2 separate regions of the Mus musculus genome follow, and region 1 is linked to region 2. Evidence: chromatin loops called from intact Hi-C (ENCODE). Cell type or tissue: gastrocnemius. All regions are shown on one strand.

Region 1 (8,000 bases), 750 kb before region 2:
GGGGATACTCTGAGCTCTGTAGCTGGAACAGCCCTTTTATCCTGCCCTCAGATGCTGGACTCCGGAGAATCTACCCTTGGAATTCTGGGGCTTAGAACCTCTTGTTCTCCAGTTTCTCAGGTTAAATGCTGGGGCCTTTGTATTTAGAGTGAGCCACGCTTTCAGCTTCCCCAGTTGTCTAGATTGTAGATGGACTGGTGCAGGACAGCCTCCATAATTGTGTGAACCAATGCCTATGATAGATAGGCCCTGCCTGCCTATCTACCTGCCTATGTATCAGTCATATCATAGCTTCTCTGTGTGTCAATCATATCGGCTCTGTTTCTCTGGAGAGACAAGACCACTATAAATCATAATAATGGAAGACTGCTTCAAGTGATATACTGTACAGATTGAAATGAAAGAGCAAGCAAAGGTAGGAGCAGTATTTATAGTCTAGTATTTAAACAAGAAAACTGTTGTGGTTAATATTGCTCTGTGGTTAACATACTACTTAGAACATATAGTTCCCAAATAAAAGACACAAAAACCTTTGTATTTATAATAAACCTTCAAGCATTAGAGCTGGGCAGATCTCAACCCTCTGTGCTATTTTCCCTACTTCCCTGTCAGTGATCCTGAGATATCACTTGGCAGCTTCTGCATGGGCCACTCCTGCTCCAACAGGCCATGCACTCACCATCGATCGCCTACCCCATGGCAACTTCTTTTTTCTCCTCCTCTCCTCTTCCTTTCATGGAACCTTTGCTCTGGCCCCTCTCTTCTGCCCATCCAGGCTGCAGGCATCTTTATTAAATACGCTTAACACAACAAAAGCTGGTATGCATGAAGATTTGCTTGACTCGAAGCAGTCAGATCTTGGGGTACAGAATTTAGCATTTGAATACAAAGAACACCAGACCATCCCCCTACAGAAAGCTCCATTTTCTGTAGATTGGGACAAATTCCTATGCTTTAATGTTGAAGCTAGCTATAGGAACCTGGGACTTGTTACATGTTAAGATAGCAACCTCTTGTTTCATTTTCAGTGCTAAGGACTGAACCTAAGGCCCCATCATGCATGTGTGACCAACATCACATTCCCAGTCCTAAATTACCAATCAAGTTAAAGAGTAACTTTATGTGAAATTAGGCCTGTTCCAAGTCTAGAAATTTTGTCTATACTGCAGCTGAATAAACCAAAGAGGTTGTTCGTGTTACTCTTGAGCCTTAAAGTTCGATTTAGTTTGCCCTGGCCAGCTAATAAGAGTGAACCAAAAAAGCCAACAGGAATTGATGCAAATTGCCCTGGATGCTACCCTCACTCACACCCAACCACCATTGACTTGGATTCCATCTCTATTGAATTGGAAAACCATGGCCTTGTGAATCCCTCCCCTCCCCTGTAGTCACTGGTTTTACTGCTTGAGGCCCGACCTCAACTATACTTACTTCTCAGGTTTACTGAGATTAACTTTTTCCCACTTTAATACGACCTATGTGTGCACATAACCTTCAAAATGGCTTTGGGGATGGCTATTTGCTTGTATAAATACCATCAACAGGCATGGATCAGCAGTGGTGTCTCAGTGACATGGCTGAGTCTTCTGGTCACTGCCTGTGGTCACCTCATCACGTTTGAGCAATCATGATAGCGTGACATGCTAGCAAGTTGACACCAGTTCGGGGTTGTGTTCTTCCTCACACCCTCTCCCTGGATGATGCTTAAGGGCTCTTCTGGAAACAGGAATCTAATCGAAGCAGAACAACGGATTACTATTCCTTGCCTTGTGGCACAACTTCAGGGTAAAGAAGGCAGTGGGACAAAGTTGTCGAGCTCAACTGTACTGAGAAAGGATCTGGTTAGCATTCTCAGGAGACTGGTTGTCTTAGGGTTTCACTGCTGTGAAGAGACACGATGACCACGCTAAAGGAAAACACTTAACTGGGCCTGGCTTACAATTTCAGAGGTTCAGTCCATTATCATCATGGAGGGAAGCATGGTAGCATCCAGGCAGACATGGTGCAGGAGGAGCCAAAAGTTCTACATCTTGACTTAAGGCAGCCAGTAGGAGACTGTTATCTGCAGGCACCCAGGAGGAGGGTCTTTTCCATAGTGGGCGGAGCCTGAGCATAGGAGCCTCCAAGCCTGCCCACACATCAACTCACTCCCTCCAGCAAGACCATCTTATCCAACAAGGCCACACCTCCTAATAGTGCCACTTCCCTTAAGCTGAGTATATTCAAACTACCACAGTGGTGTTTGGGGGAGGATGAGGTCAGTTGGAGTTAGTCTCTGACCAGCTGCCATACTGGACTTTGGATGAAGGACATTATACATGTTGGCACAGTCCTAGCCTTCCTGTGTTGACTGGCCTTCATTAAGAATGAGTGGAAACAAGCTGGGCGTGGTGGCGCACGCCTTTAATCGCAGCACTCGGGAGGCAGAGGCAGGCGGATTTCTGAGTTCGAGGCCAGCCTGGTCTACAAAGTGAGTTCCAGGACAGCCAGGGCTGCACAGAGAAACCCTGTCTCGAAAAAGAATGAGTGGAAACCTGAACAAATCTTAGCAAAGCAGTGGGGTCCAAAGACTTGTGTCCAGTTGTCCTTTATAAATTAGAGTCTATTATTAAAATGTTGTATTTATTAGTATGGCTAGCTTAATTTGAAGTGCAAGATATAAAAGAACGTGCAATAGAAATTCTGTCGGCTCTGGAGTTCCTTATCTATATTCTTATACGTACTTGTAGTCTCCGATCTATCTTTGTCCTTGAGATTCTTTCCAGAGAAAATGCTATGTATAGTTTCCAGCAGTACATATCTATTAAGCCCACAATTCCATTTACTGCAGTATGTACCATGACCATATTTCCACAAAGGAAATTTCTCTTTTAAAGCCCTACCAAATAAATTATGAGGTGCTGTATATTATACAATACTTCTGATATCAGAAACATAAAGATTGTGAAAATATGTGCATACTGTAATTAATGAAATATGCTGTATATTCTTTTCTTCCAATATTGTGGTTCCAGACCATACTTGTGTCAACAATATATTTTGAGCATGTTCCATATTATTGCTGAAGACATTTTATCCTTTTCTAGTTGAGGACTATTCCCAGCAGAGCACGAGGGTAGTCAAAGTTAAAGGGAGGGAGCAAAGGCTGGGATAGGAAGCCTGTGTAATCAGTCAAAGTTAAAGGGCGGGAGTAAAGGCTGGGATAGGATGCCTGTTTAATCAGTCAAAGTTAAAGGGAGGGAGCAAAGGCTGGGATAGGATGCCTGTGTAATCAGTTAAAGTTAAAGGGCGGGAATAAAGGCTGGGATAGGATGCCTGTGTAATCAGTCAAAGTTAAAGGGAGGGAGCAAAGGCTGGGATAGGATGCCTGTGTAGTCAGTCAAGGTTAAAGGGCGGGAGTGAAGGCTGAAATAGGAAGCCTTTTGGTAAAGACAGTAGATGCAACTGCACGTGGGGGTAAAAGCACAATAATCCTTAGTTAGCTTTTCTTTCCTTTAAGGATAAAGATCTGCAAATGGAAGAATCTAAGATCAGGAAGACGGACTCAAGTTTGACAGGGAAAAAAAAAAAAGACCAAAATAATAGCTACACAGTTTATAGGTGATTCTGATTCAGAGTCTAAACAGATACAAACCACAGCTCTAAAGCAAATGCCTGGGGTGATAGAAATCACAGTTGACCATAGCTCTAAAGCAAATGCCTGGAGTGATAGAAATCACAGTTGGAAATTTTGTTCATGGAATCAGGAAGAAGAAAAGAGGGAAATATTTTCATCCGTGTAGCTTATACAAAACACAGACAAATCCCATACACAAGGTTTACAGCATTTCTCAACCTGTGGGTCATGACGCCTTTGGGGTTGAACAACCCTTTTACGGGGCTAAGACCACTGAAAAACACAGAGATTTACATTACAATTCATAGCAGTAGCAAAATTACAGTTACAAAGTGGCAATAAAAATAATTTTATGGTTGGGGTTATCACAACCTGAGGAATGTATTAAAGGGTCGCAGCATTAGGAAGGCTGAAGACCACTGGACATCACTGCTTTTTTTTTTCTAATTAAAAAATGTGTGATTAGAAGAATCAGAACAGGGACTAGAGAGATGGTTCAGCAGTTATGAGCACTTGCTGCTCTTCCAGAGGACCCAGGTTTGACTCCCAGCACCCACAGGGCAGCTCACAACCATCTGTAACCCCAGTTCCAAGGAACCTGACACTCTCATCTGGCTTCTTTGGGTACCAGGCACGCGTGTGATATATGCAAAACACTCAAACACATAAAACAAAAATAAATTTAAAGAAGAATCAGAAGAGGTTTGCCAGAAAATGTTGTCACCACTAGGTGGGGGCAGGTGTCAGAGGGCTGCAGGGATGAGTGCTCACTGCCCATGCCTTCATCTTCTCTCTTAGCAGCAGAGGAGAACAAGCTATGACAAGGGTCCATTGCGGACAACACTTACTTACCTTAGGCTGTTCTCCCCCTCCCCCTCCTTCTCCCTCCCCCTCCCTTTCTCCCCCTCCTTTTTTCCCCCACCACGTCCCCTCTCCCCCTCCATCTCCTCCCTCTCCCCTCTTTAAAATGAGGAGCTTGCACCAGACAGTGGTGCCACATGCCTTTAATTCTAGCCCTTGGGAGGCAGGTGTAGGTATATATCTCTGAGTTCTAGGCCAGCCTGGTCGACAGAATGAGTTCCAGGACAGCCGGGGCTACACAGCGAAACCCTGTCTTTAAAATAAATAAATTGATTTAATTAAAATAAGGAACATTTATCTTTTTGTTTGTTTGTTTGTTGTTATTGTTGTTTTGTTTTGAGATGGGACTTCATTCTGTAGCTCAGGCTAACTAGGAACTTACTATGTAGCCCAGGATGGCCTCAAACTCATGGTAACTCTCCCGTCATAGTCATGAGCATTGGGGTTATGGATATCGGCTACCACACCCACCTATACGTTGGTTCTTAAGTAGTTTTCTACCAATTACATTTGATGCTAATCTGACAAGTCAAGTTGAATCTGGAAGGTTCTGGGTTTGTTGGTGTTGGCAATGCTATTTTGATGAAAGTGATGAATTGGGGTTAGGCACCATCCACTAACTTTTGGGACCTCACCAGATTTATGACACAGAGCAGAGCCACCCAGTTAAGCCATTCCTGGGTTTCTGAGTTTGGGAACTATATGATATACGCTGACAGGTTTAAGCCCCATAGGTTTGAGGAATTTATTTCACAGCAACAGAAGACTAACACACAGACACTTGAAGGGACCTTAACAAACTTCAATGTGTCCCAAAGATCATCAGGTGGGCACTGGAATTGGAAACCCTGTTGTTTGGTTGTGCTGGTTTGAATGAGAATGGTTTCTGGTGGCAGAACTGTTTGGGAAGGATTAGGAGGCGTGGCCTTGTTGGAGGAAGTGTGTCTCTGGGGGCCCAGCTTTGAGGTTTCAAAAACTCTCACCATTTCCAGTTGGCCCTCTCTGCCTGGTGCTTATGGAAAAAGATCCAAGCTCTCAGCTACTGTTCTGGGACCATGATATCTTATCACAGCAATAGAAAGGTAATAAAGATGGTGAGGTGTGCACTTGAGGTGTCTTGTCTGGGATGAGGGTTCCAGTTTGTGTACAAGAGACTTGTAGACTCTGAAGGGCAGACCTGCTGTGTGACCTAGCAGGCAAATGCTAGAGGAAGAATATTCAGAGCCTCATTTCAGAGTCATTGTCTAGCAGTCATAACTGACCCCCGTGAAAGGGGCATCCTGAGGGAGAATTCACAGATGAGCCCTGAAAGAAACTTCGTGGCGCTCGGCAGGGTCACTGGGGGTTGAGGGTGGGGGCGAGAAGAAGCCCGTGGGGGAGTGAAAGGCTCCTTCAGGATATATGAAGGGATTTTTTTTTCCACCTGTTTGGAATGAAGTTTTAGGACACTTTACCTGCATTTCGGAGTAGATGACAGATGAGCTTTCACTTGAAATGTAACTAACGATCTCTCTACATTAAACTACAAACAACTGACATTTAGGATCTCTGCCCAGTGTTGAGTTCTGGACAATGGGATGACAGCTGTGTCATCTTGGAGGGATGACTTTTTTTTCACAGAGCTGTTGTTTACGTCTGCACCGGTCTTTAGAGTCCTCAGTGCCTTCAGCAGCCTCTGTGGCTGGGCGCTGCCGTGTAAGTAGGTGGCAATGAAGGTTTGCTCTCTGGTTGGATGAAAACACTGGCACTCGGAGACCTTAAGTGGTTCACTCAGCTCACACAGCTGGTGACTGCTCAGACAGGGACTTGGAACTTGGCTCCTATCCCTGTTCTAAGAGAAACAGCATCATGAACTTGAGCTGTAGGTGAGCACATGAGTGTGGGGGGCAACCAGAGGAGCCTTGATTAGCCTCCAAGCTAATCAGAGCAAGCGAAGTGCTGAAGAGGGAGCCGAAGAGGGAGCCGGCCTTCACAGGCAGACTCGGAACCCTTTCCCAATCCGAGCCTTTTCATTTCCTCTTCTCAACCTTGTTCATTAACTCAAGGAACAAGTACCAGTTTGCTTGATCCGAAAATTGGATAGTTGGATAGTTTCCTTTCTAGGTAAAGGACAATTACTGCCTGAAGAAGATAGGAGTTGGTTAGGAAAAAGCACCATTTCCCCAAACTGTGGGATATAAGAGAAATGGGTGATGATTCTCAGGAAACTTGGGGGATTTAAACACTATGGTCCTGTGATATTCTCTCTGCTGGGCTGGAGAGATGGGTAAGTGGTACTAACTGCTCTTCCAGAGGTCCTGAATTCAATTCCCCGCAGCCCCATGATGGTTCACAACCATCTGTAATGGGCTCTGATGTCCTCTCCTTGGGTGTTTGAAGAAAGTGACAGTGTACTCATAAATAAATCTTAAAAATAAAATAAAATAAAAAATAAAAATAAATAAAAAGCTAATCTGCTGCTCTTTGAAAGGTTTTTTTTGGAAGGGCTGGAGGGAGGGGGACTCTGGCTTTCTTCCCACTTAATGTACACCTAAGACTTCCTGGCCCAGTATAAACAGAATGGATATGGCTTTCCTAGGATCCTCTTGTTTTGTGGACCAGAGAGTGTGGGCTGGGGCCTAGGGCATGTAGGCTAGACAGAGTCAAAAGCAAGACCCTTTGCCTAGGTAGCTTTGGCTCATACCCATGCCAGTCACCAAACCTGGGCAGTAACAAGCCCCACCCTTTAGAAAGGTTAATTCCCTCTTTCTTAGGAGTGACCAGTAGTCCCAGAGGGACCAAGCAGCAAAAGCTGTCAGTGAGCCCCATGAAGGGTGGCTCTGAGACCCTCAGAGGGGCATCGCTTCCTCGACTGTCCTGACCCACATCATCCCTCTGAGACTGGCTGTCGCAATCCAGGGCTTCTGATGTGCATCTACTGTCCACAGGCAAAGAGCAGCCGAAGCATAAACCAATGTTTCTCATCCATTCTTTGACACTGTTCTAAAGACTTTTCTGGATTCCTACAGAAGGTAGCAACTCCTAATGTAGAAAACCTGTCCATTGAGTCAAAGAGATGACCTCAACCCTGCTTCCATTGCTCTCCAACTGTGTGATTATGGGTGTGATGTCCCCCCCTTGGCCTTTGTTCACACGTATTCTATTACTACTTGTTCTAGGACAGTTGTTCTCAACCCTCTTAATGCTATGGCCTTTTAAAACAGTTCCTTATGTTGCAGTGACCATGAAATTATTTTGTTGTTACTTTATAGCTATAATTTTTCTGTTGTTATAAATTGTAATGTAAATATCGGTTATGTGGAATATCTGATATGTGAGTCTTGTGAAACGTTTATTCTGCCTCAAGGGGTTGCACCCCACAGGCTGAGAACCACCATTCTAGGACGTCCTTATGGGTTCAAGTGAGATTTTTCTTCTTTATTTAACGTGGGAATCTAGTGCATGATGCTTGTGCAACAGGCATTAATTTTTTTGTCCCCAGATTCCTTCCTGCCTTTCGCAGATTTTCCAGCTGCACGAGTTG
Region 2 (8,000 bases):
CTCGACTGCAGCCATGACTTTGTCATGGCAGGGAACTTCTGCTATTGCTCCCCATGGCAACTGTGAGGAGACTGTAATACGGGGAGGATGGATTCCAAATCCTGAAATAGACGTTAGTCATTGAGAGGGGCAGGAGCCATGCAGATGCTCAAGAGCCCCAATAGTGATGGGGGAGTGAGGTTATCACTGTCATGGGCATGGGGACCGAAGTTCTGAAACCGAAGTCTCTTCCGTAAGGAACGGAAGGACAATCCAAGCATCCTACTTCCTGAGGAAGCTGACCTGGGTCAGGAACACGAGTGCTTGTGGCCTTTACATTGTCCTGTAGAGTTAGGTATTTACAGATTAGCGATGGGTGTGGTAGGCTGGGCCATCAGAAATGACCATCAGATCCAAACAAACCTGCCATCCTGGCTGTAATGGAAATGACAGTGAATGTTGTCAAATGTGCAGCCCCAGAATCAAAGGGACACCAAGAACCACTGTTATGCCATGATACTCATAGAACAAGGGCTGGCACTGGGTCCCTGTTCTAGAGACATCCACACCCAGAAATGCGAGTACTCCTGAAAGAGCCAGCACGTAGAGGGCTTCCCGTCTATCCGCCTTCAGACTTCACCTTCAGTCCAGCATCCTAGGGGCAGGGAGACACGCAGAGGAACCTTGACCTGCGAGGGAAGTGCCAGTCTGTGATCAGCAACTCAATCTGGAAAAGCAGAGAGGAAAGTCTAGCCTTGACGTTCTAGAACAAAGAGTTGAGAAACAACAGTGTGAGCTTTTGCTAATATTAAGTGCTGAAAGAAATGTCTGGTGGTGCAGAGAGGGTCCTTCCATAGTGGCCATGCTGTGATGTTTGATGGACACATGTTTGCTGTCTTCAACCAGTCTTGTAGCAGACACGGGAGACTTCCCTGGCTCTCGCTTCTAGAGGACTTTCCATAGGAACGTGGAATCTAGAGTCTCTACGCCTGCCTTTAGCTCATCTGGCCCTTGGGTGTGGACTACCCTGCTCAGAGGCTCTGTGGAGGAGCCTGGGAGTCGGGCAGGCATCAAGTCTGCTGCGTATACTCTAAACCTGCTACCCAGACAGATGTGTTTTATCTGCCTTCTCTCCGTTCCATATAAAATATCCTTTAAGAGAAGGATTCCATTGCTTTTTATAATATTTGAAATGTTTGCCTTGGATACTCTTTTCAAAGCCTTTTCTTAACTTGATAAGAGCTAGAAAAGAACTCGAGGCTAGACTAGAAGTCCAGAATCCTATTCACACATTCAAATTTGTCAGCTCTGGGACTGCCCTGTCCTGAGAGGACAGTCTTTATGGCCCCTCCCCGATCTGATGCCTGAACTCCACACCAGGCTGAGGACCCAGCATAAATAGAAGGTGGACGGCCAACACCACACTAAAGGAGCTTGGAGAAGCTGCAGTGCAGAGACCTCACCACACAGCTGACAAACGAGAGCGGCAGAGAGGAAGTCCTAGTGAGCGCCAGGCTGGGCTGATTTTACCCCGCCCCCGACTCCTCCATGGCCCTTACACCTATCTCCTGCCAGTTCCCAGTTGACTCATTGTCTTCCCCTGCCTCTGTGACTCACTTAGAATAAAAATGTCCCCCTCACAATGCCACCAGTGTTCCCTGCAGGGCATTGGACATCTGTTTGGGATCTGTGACCCCTAGAAAACTGCAGTAAATAAATGTCGCCATCCATCATATAAGCAGCTGCCTCAAAGAGCCCAGACTAGAAGAAACTTCCAGAAAATTCTCCCCCACCCCACCCCACCCATCTCCCCTTCTCTGACAAAGCTCCTGGTCTCACTTCCTAAACAGAGCCTTCCAAACAGGGCCACATTCCCTTCCCACCTTCAAAACAGCTGAGCCCTGGCACTGAGGGACAGAACACCTGCCTTCCTCGAAGTGTAGCCAAGAGAGCTGTGTCCCAGGCTGTGATCAGAGCTAAGCAGGTTGGCAACTGAGGCTGAGCCAAGGGTGCAGTCAGGCTAAGGGGTAACTACTGAAGGAACAAGAGCCCAGAGTGTGAGAGGAAGCCACAGAAGGTCGCATCTGCCTATGGGCTCCACTTCCCTCCTTACACCAGTAACCACATGAATAAGGTCCCTCTGTGGTCACCTAAGAGCCGAGCCTTCTGGCCACAGCAGGCTGTGACTTCCTAGACAACACCCACACACAGGCATGACCCTCTATGTCTTCCTCAATCCATAGTCCTCCTCATCTCTCAGGGCCCTGTGTCATTTTTTTTTTCCTGCAGGATGTGGTTGACATCTGTCCCCTGGTACCTTCTTAGTCTCCCTATCATCCACTGTAGCCCAGAACTCACGGTTCCCTTCCCCCTGGATTTTTCCATTCCTCTCTACTTTAAGCCACATTAATTCTCCTAATGCTTATTTCCACACAGCCAAGTAGTTGCTCCCTCAAGGGCAATGGCCGGAGCTCTGTCACCACTCTCACAGCGGCTCCTGATACCGCTCCTCACAGTGCTCGCCCAAATGTACACATGCAGCTCTCGTGTAAGCGGAAGGCTGCGCCTCCTGACACCTGGAGATGTCTCACAGACGCCCGTCATTGTGCCTCTGTCCCCCCTCTTCCCACCTGACATACACTCATTCACCCCATTCTCTCACCCTTCCCTCAATGTACACCCTTCCCTCAATGTACACCCATTTGCCATTTGTGCTGTCTCTGCATTCTCTGTGACCAGATCACGGGCAGATGTCAGCATCTCTATTCCACAGGAGCAGAAACTTCCTACTAAGCTGAACGGTCCATCTTCCCTCTTGTGCTCAGCAATGGGTCCCCAGCCCGGCAATGTCCTCTGCCACTTCAGCTTCAATGACAAAGGCAGAGATGTACCAAAGTTCTGGGAAGCAAGAGGATAAAATAGGCAGAGAGAGAGAAAGAGGACAGGCCACATTGGGATGTCATTCACTCTTGGTCCAAAAAAACCCTGAGAAAAAGGCTTTCCAGTCAGCTAGGAAAAACAAACAGAGCCAGAATGGAGTCAGCTGGAGGAAGAACAACCTAGCAGCCACCATACAATCAACCAGAATCAAGCGGCCTTATGGACACAGCTCTGTCACCGTGCTGGAGAAACCTGAGGGGGCAGTGTTGCGAGTGTCCTGGGAGGAACTCTGCGGATTTCTATGTTATCGGCTGGGGGAGGCCTACAGCGTTTGTTGGCCCCTACAGGCAAACACAGTGGCCAGACCTTCGAAACAGGACGCCTTTGTCCGTGACTGACACCCTGGCCTAGAGCCCAGCTCCGCTTCAGGGGAGGATTTAGGTCACAAGAAAATGGGGGCTGGGGGGAGGTGGCTATAGTTTTAGAAATCTGTCTCTGTAAAACTCGGGGAGGTATTTTACCCCTTCCCAGGGTCACACCCTTGCCCTGGCTGACCTTACTTTGTATTACTCTGACTTTGAAGCTAGAGCTTTGGCTGGCCTCCTCAGCTTCTTTTTAAAAAATGCTATTTGGCAAATTCCCACCCGACTGGAACCTCCCCCATCGATCTATTACCTCTTTCTAGTCAGCTCAAATCAGTATGTCTTTCCCAACCTCTGTTCAGTTTAAAGACCCGTGCAAACATGACCATGAAGCCCCTGGAAGCTTCCGGTAGACTAGAGAGTTAACCAAGGAGCACGAAATTAGGACTGATTTCCAAAGCCAGTGAGCGTCTCAGAGGAGGATGGTGCCCTGGCCTGCTCATACTCCCCGGCTGTTTCTGCTTTAGAGAGAAGTTGCTGAAGGTATTAAAGCAGGCTCTTGAAGAACGACCCAGTCACAAGCTGCTGTGATCTTTCTACTTCAGCTGCCCTTTCTAAACTACTGACTTTCATAGAGGTCAGCCAGAAACCCTGCCTTCGAGGCCAGTCCTTATCCTCAGTGCATTTTTATAAACCTTGGCAAATCGTTTTTCCATCCCTGTCTCTTTTATGAGAAGAGCTAACTGCTCTCTCACGCCAGGCGCTAATAAACTTTGTTCCTTCCTGTTGGCTTTGCTCGCCATCTTCTGGACAAAAGCAGTATTGCTACCGAGGTAGAGCCGGGCCAGGGCTTCTTAGCGCAAACCCAAAGCAGTTTGGAGAGGACCAAAATGAACTACTCCTGAATGCCAAGAGCGCAACAATGAGCCTCATTTGTTATGGCAAAGACGTGCTAAACACTTCTTTTGAGAAATCACGTCCGGGGTACCTCACCTTACACCTTAATGTGTAAGTGGCCTGTCGTGTTGTACACGATGTGATTTGTGATGGGCACACATCACATAGTCTCTAAACCAGAAAGCCTGAAGTCTAGGGTCAAACATGGAAGATGTCCGTACATTCGAGTGAGATGCTGCCTGCTCGGAGTCCTCAAAGAGCTGGAGCTCAGAGCAATGGGAACCATGCAGAGGAGGTGGCAAAGCTGGCACCGACTGACAGTGGGGGAAAGAAAGGATAAACATGCTTAAGGAACACCTTGTGGAATCAAAACACTGCTCCTTCACAGCCATAGATCCAGCGACGCAGTTAGGAAGGTGGCCACTAGGAGGCTTAGAATCCTGGCAGCAGGGTAGTGGAGCCAGGAGAGTCTGGAGTTCAAGGTTGGCCTTGGCTACATAACAAGTTCAAGGCCACCCTGGTCTATATGAGAATCTGTCTCAAAATAAAATAGAATAAGGAGGCAGGAGGAAAAAGGAGAGAGGGGGGTTATGGCTTTTTTTATCAAGATAATTCTGCAGACCTGACTAGATCTACATGTGTGAAACAGAACACAGGGTGAAAGGAAGAAAAAAAATCAGACTTACAGCAAACCAGCTTTGGTTTCAAATCTCCACCCTGCCAGGTGACAGCTGTGTGCATGTGAAATCAGTTAGGTATCCTGATCCACAGTTTCTCATACAGGCAGGGATGACCACAGCAGCTCTTCAGAGGGGATAAAATATGGTCACATGCATGTTCTGATACATGACTGACACCAGGGCACAATGCCAAGGTCCCAGCTGCTATGCCCAGAGAACTTACAACTCCTCCAGGTCATTTTCAAACCACCTGGGACAGACTGAGAACATTGCCTATCTAGAACTGAATAGAGTTGGTCCACCTCCTGCTGGGACTGTGACCTGGAGTCACCAAAACAGACATGTGCGAGTAAGCAGTGAGGACGATACTCAGAGCTTCAAGGAGCATGCGCCAAGGTCAGGGATGTACGGTAGGTAGTCTCTGCAGATTCTTTTTACCCTCACTCTCACGAATCCAATGTGGGAAAAGCAGGCTCCTTGTGAGCTCCGGACTGGTCCCAGAGTCAGTGCACAGTGCTCAGCCGCAGCTCCCCGGGAGCAGGGGACGGAGAGCACATGCGGGAGGATGAATCTAGATCATCTGCGGAAGCCAACGTGCTCCCATTTCATTTACTTCAAGACTCTTAGCCCCACCTTATGTGAATGTGAATTGTAAGTTGTCGTGGTAGGCGATTAATCCCACTCAAATGGCTGGGACATTTCCAAACTTCCATGTGGCTGACACTCTCCCCTCCAATACGCCTGGGCTGTCCTCTAATCCCAAGCAAGTAAGTGGAGACAGTTGGCCACTTACTAAAATCTATATTCCAATCTTTGCAATGGGGGCAGGGGCTGGGGCCGCTCTTGCCGGCTCTTCCATGATTGCTGTGCTCTCCCTCCTGCAGCCTCGGGCCTGGTCTCTCTCCTTTCCCGACACAGCGGTTCTCAGTCCCCTCTCTGTCCCTTTGCCCTCAAATCCTAAAGTCCCATGTCTGTCTCCCTGCCCAGCCATTGGCCGCTGGCCATTTTATTCACCAATGAAAACCAAACGAGGGCAGGAATCCTCAGGGTTTTAGATGCAGGTCCTCCTGCAATTTTGGGAACCCATTTAACATAATACAAGCATTAAACCAAATCCACCACAGCAAGTATCCAGCATTATGTAGCACAGTGGAGGGAACTCCTAAAACTCGTACGATCAGAGACACTTGAGCTTCAGGCTGCAGACCTCAGATTGGCCTCCTGAGACGATCCCCCTGGGAAAAGGTACCTCAGGGTTGCTATCTGAAAGCAAAGCCAAGGTTAAACTCCTGTCGACACAGGTCAACCCCTGCACTCATGCCCCTCTTGGAAATGTGAGCCTTTGTGTATCTGTTTGAGACAGGCTCTTGAGTAGCCAGGCTGGTTCCAACCAAAGTCACTGGACAGATCAGCCTTTGCCCGCCCCTTTCAAGCAGTGGAATTCTAGGCTTGCCCTGCCATGCTTGGCTAACACAAGCCGCTTGATCCCTCCAGCAAGCAAAGGCATGTAAAACCAGCCCGAGGACACTCCGTTCAGAGCTGTCTGGGGCTTGTCGTTTAAGCTGGTGGACAATTGTCTTGGGACACAAGCATCCATCTGGGAAGGCGTCCTCTAACCCCAAGCATCATCTCCCCACCCACCCCCTTCCAACTCTACCTCTACAGCTAAATGCCAGCGTTTGGCTCAGGAAGCCTCAGTTCAGTGTAAAGACAAATATACATGGTGAGTGTTGTGCCCGCGTTGTTATCGGCCGGTTCTGTGTCTGTGTGTTTCAGTTAACACTGGATCTCCTTCTGGGTTACAACTCTAGCCAGCACCTTGGATTTCCTAGCAAGGACGTCAGAGCTGGATGTGAGTTGGGCAATCTAAAGGACAGGACAGGGCCAGAGCTTGCGGAGAAGAAACACAGGCTGAGCGCTTTCACTATTGCCAAACTCAGGTTCCAGGGGGTCTTAGAAAAATCCAAACAGGCATGGGATGACAGCGCCTTACCATTCCATCTTTCTGTCTGGTTAGCTTCTGGAGATGCTGATCCATCCAGGGCCCTCTAAGCTACCTGCAGCACTGAAGGGCACAGGTGGGCCTTGGACTACATTCAGTCTAATATCACCCCCCACACACACAACCCCACCACACCAACTCTGGGAACCCAGCACACTTGCTACCCCAATTCAAGCCCCGTGTGCCTGTGCTTCTCCCGTGTTATCCTTAAGCCCCATATCCCCTTGTCCTGACTCCTTTCTATTTTTCCTTCACTTCAGTCCCCAGCTCTTACCCCTCCAAGTCCTCGTAGGGCCACACACACTCTACTCACAACCCAAAGTGAGGCCAGGCACATACAGCCACGGCTCAGCATGCCTCCTGGAAGGTCGTGTGGGCAATGTGGTGATACCCGTGGGCCTTCATGGTTGTTCCTAACTTGTCATATGTGAGCCGGACGGCAGTTGTCTTCGCTTTGAGAACGAGCTTTCATGGTTCCATGTGCTGACCTAGACAGAGGACCTCAACATGTGGCTAGAAGACGCCTCCATGGCCATACTCCACACGCCATATTCCTGGGGCAGCCACTGACTGCTTCCCACTGGTGGCCCTCATGTCAATGCCCTTCAATCCACTTCGGCCTGTTGGTCCAGCCCCCAGGTGCTCCCAGTGGCAGCCTCTGTGTCTCCTCCTCACAGACCTCCACAAACCCACAGGCTTGGATTGCCATCAGAAGTTCTCTGGAGCTGAAACCCTTCCCCGAGGGTCTGTGGGTTCAGGGAGTGGCCCGATCATTCTGCAGAAAGACAAGAATCCCTGGAAAATCTGAGCCACCGCTCAACAAGGGCAGGCCACGAGAGGGCAGAATTGGCCCACATGGCCACAGAGAAGGGGAAACTTAGAGAACAAAGATGGAGTGTTCTTGACGGGAGCCTGTGTAGATGCACATGAGAGAAGGAGGGCATCCGATAAGATGTCGAGGAAGCTTTAGAGAGACGCTCCCTCCATTACTTGGTGACTCTAGGTCAGCAACAGAACCAAGAAAGCCCATTCCCAAAGGCCAGTGAAGAGTGGGCTTACAACTGCAGTCTGGCTCACGAGTGACGAGTTAGAAACAACAATGAAGGCCCTCGGGAAACACCACAGGCTCTGCCACATTGCCCACGTGGTTCCCAGGGTGCTCTTGGCCTGGCTGATGGGTGGCAGTGCTGTACTGTGCAC

Evidence for each region. Peaks named below come from ENCODE experiments on the same cell type or tissue, not always from the same donor. Only the 100,000 strongest peaks of a DNase experiment are listed, where the experiment ranks them.
Region 1: a loop joins it to region 2, with 3 times the contacts of the local background. A loop is called at or near these places in 19 of 42 quality-filtered maps.

The regions. Positions count from the first base shown.
Region 1 is chr17:86,147,820-86,155,819 of GRCm38, forward strand. No RefSeq gene overlaps it. Among named protein-coding and RNA genes, the nearest start is that of Srbd1, 6.6 kb to the left of the region's middle. In gastrocnemius, no CTCF peak of the experiment used is centred here; a DNase peak (open chromatin) is centred at 3,324.
Region 2 is chr17:86,902,301-86,910,300 of GRCm38, forward strand. No RefSeq gene overlaps it. Among named protein-coding and RNA genes, the nearest start is that of Tmem247, 11 kb to the right of the region's middle. In gastrocnemius, CTCF peaks have their summits at 3,111, 4,031 (motif pointing left) and 7,640 (motif pointing right); DNase peaks (open chromatin) are centred at 1,488, 1,935, 3,217, 3,739 and 4 more places; H3K4me3 peaks cover 1,065 bases; H3K27ac peaks cover 1,215 bases.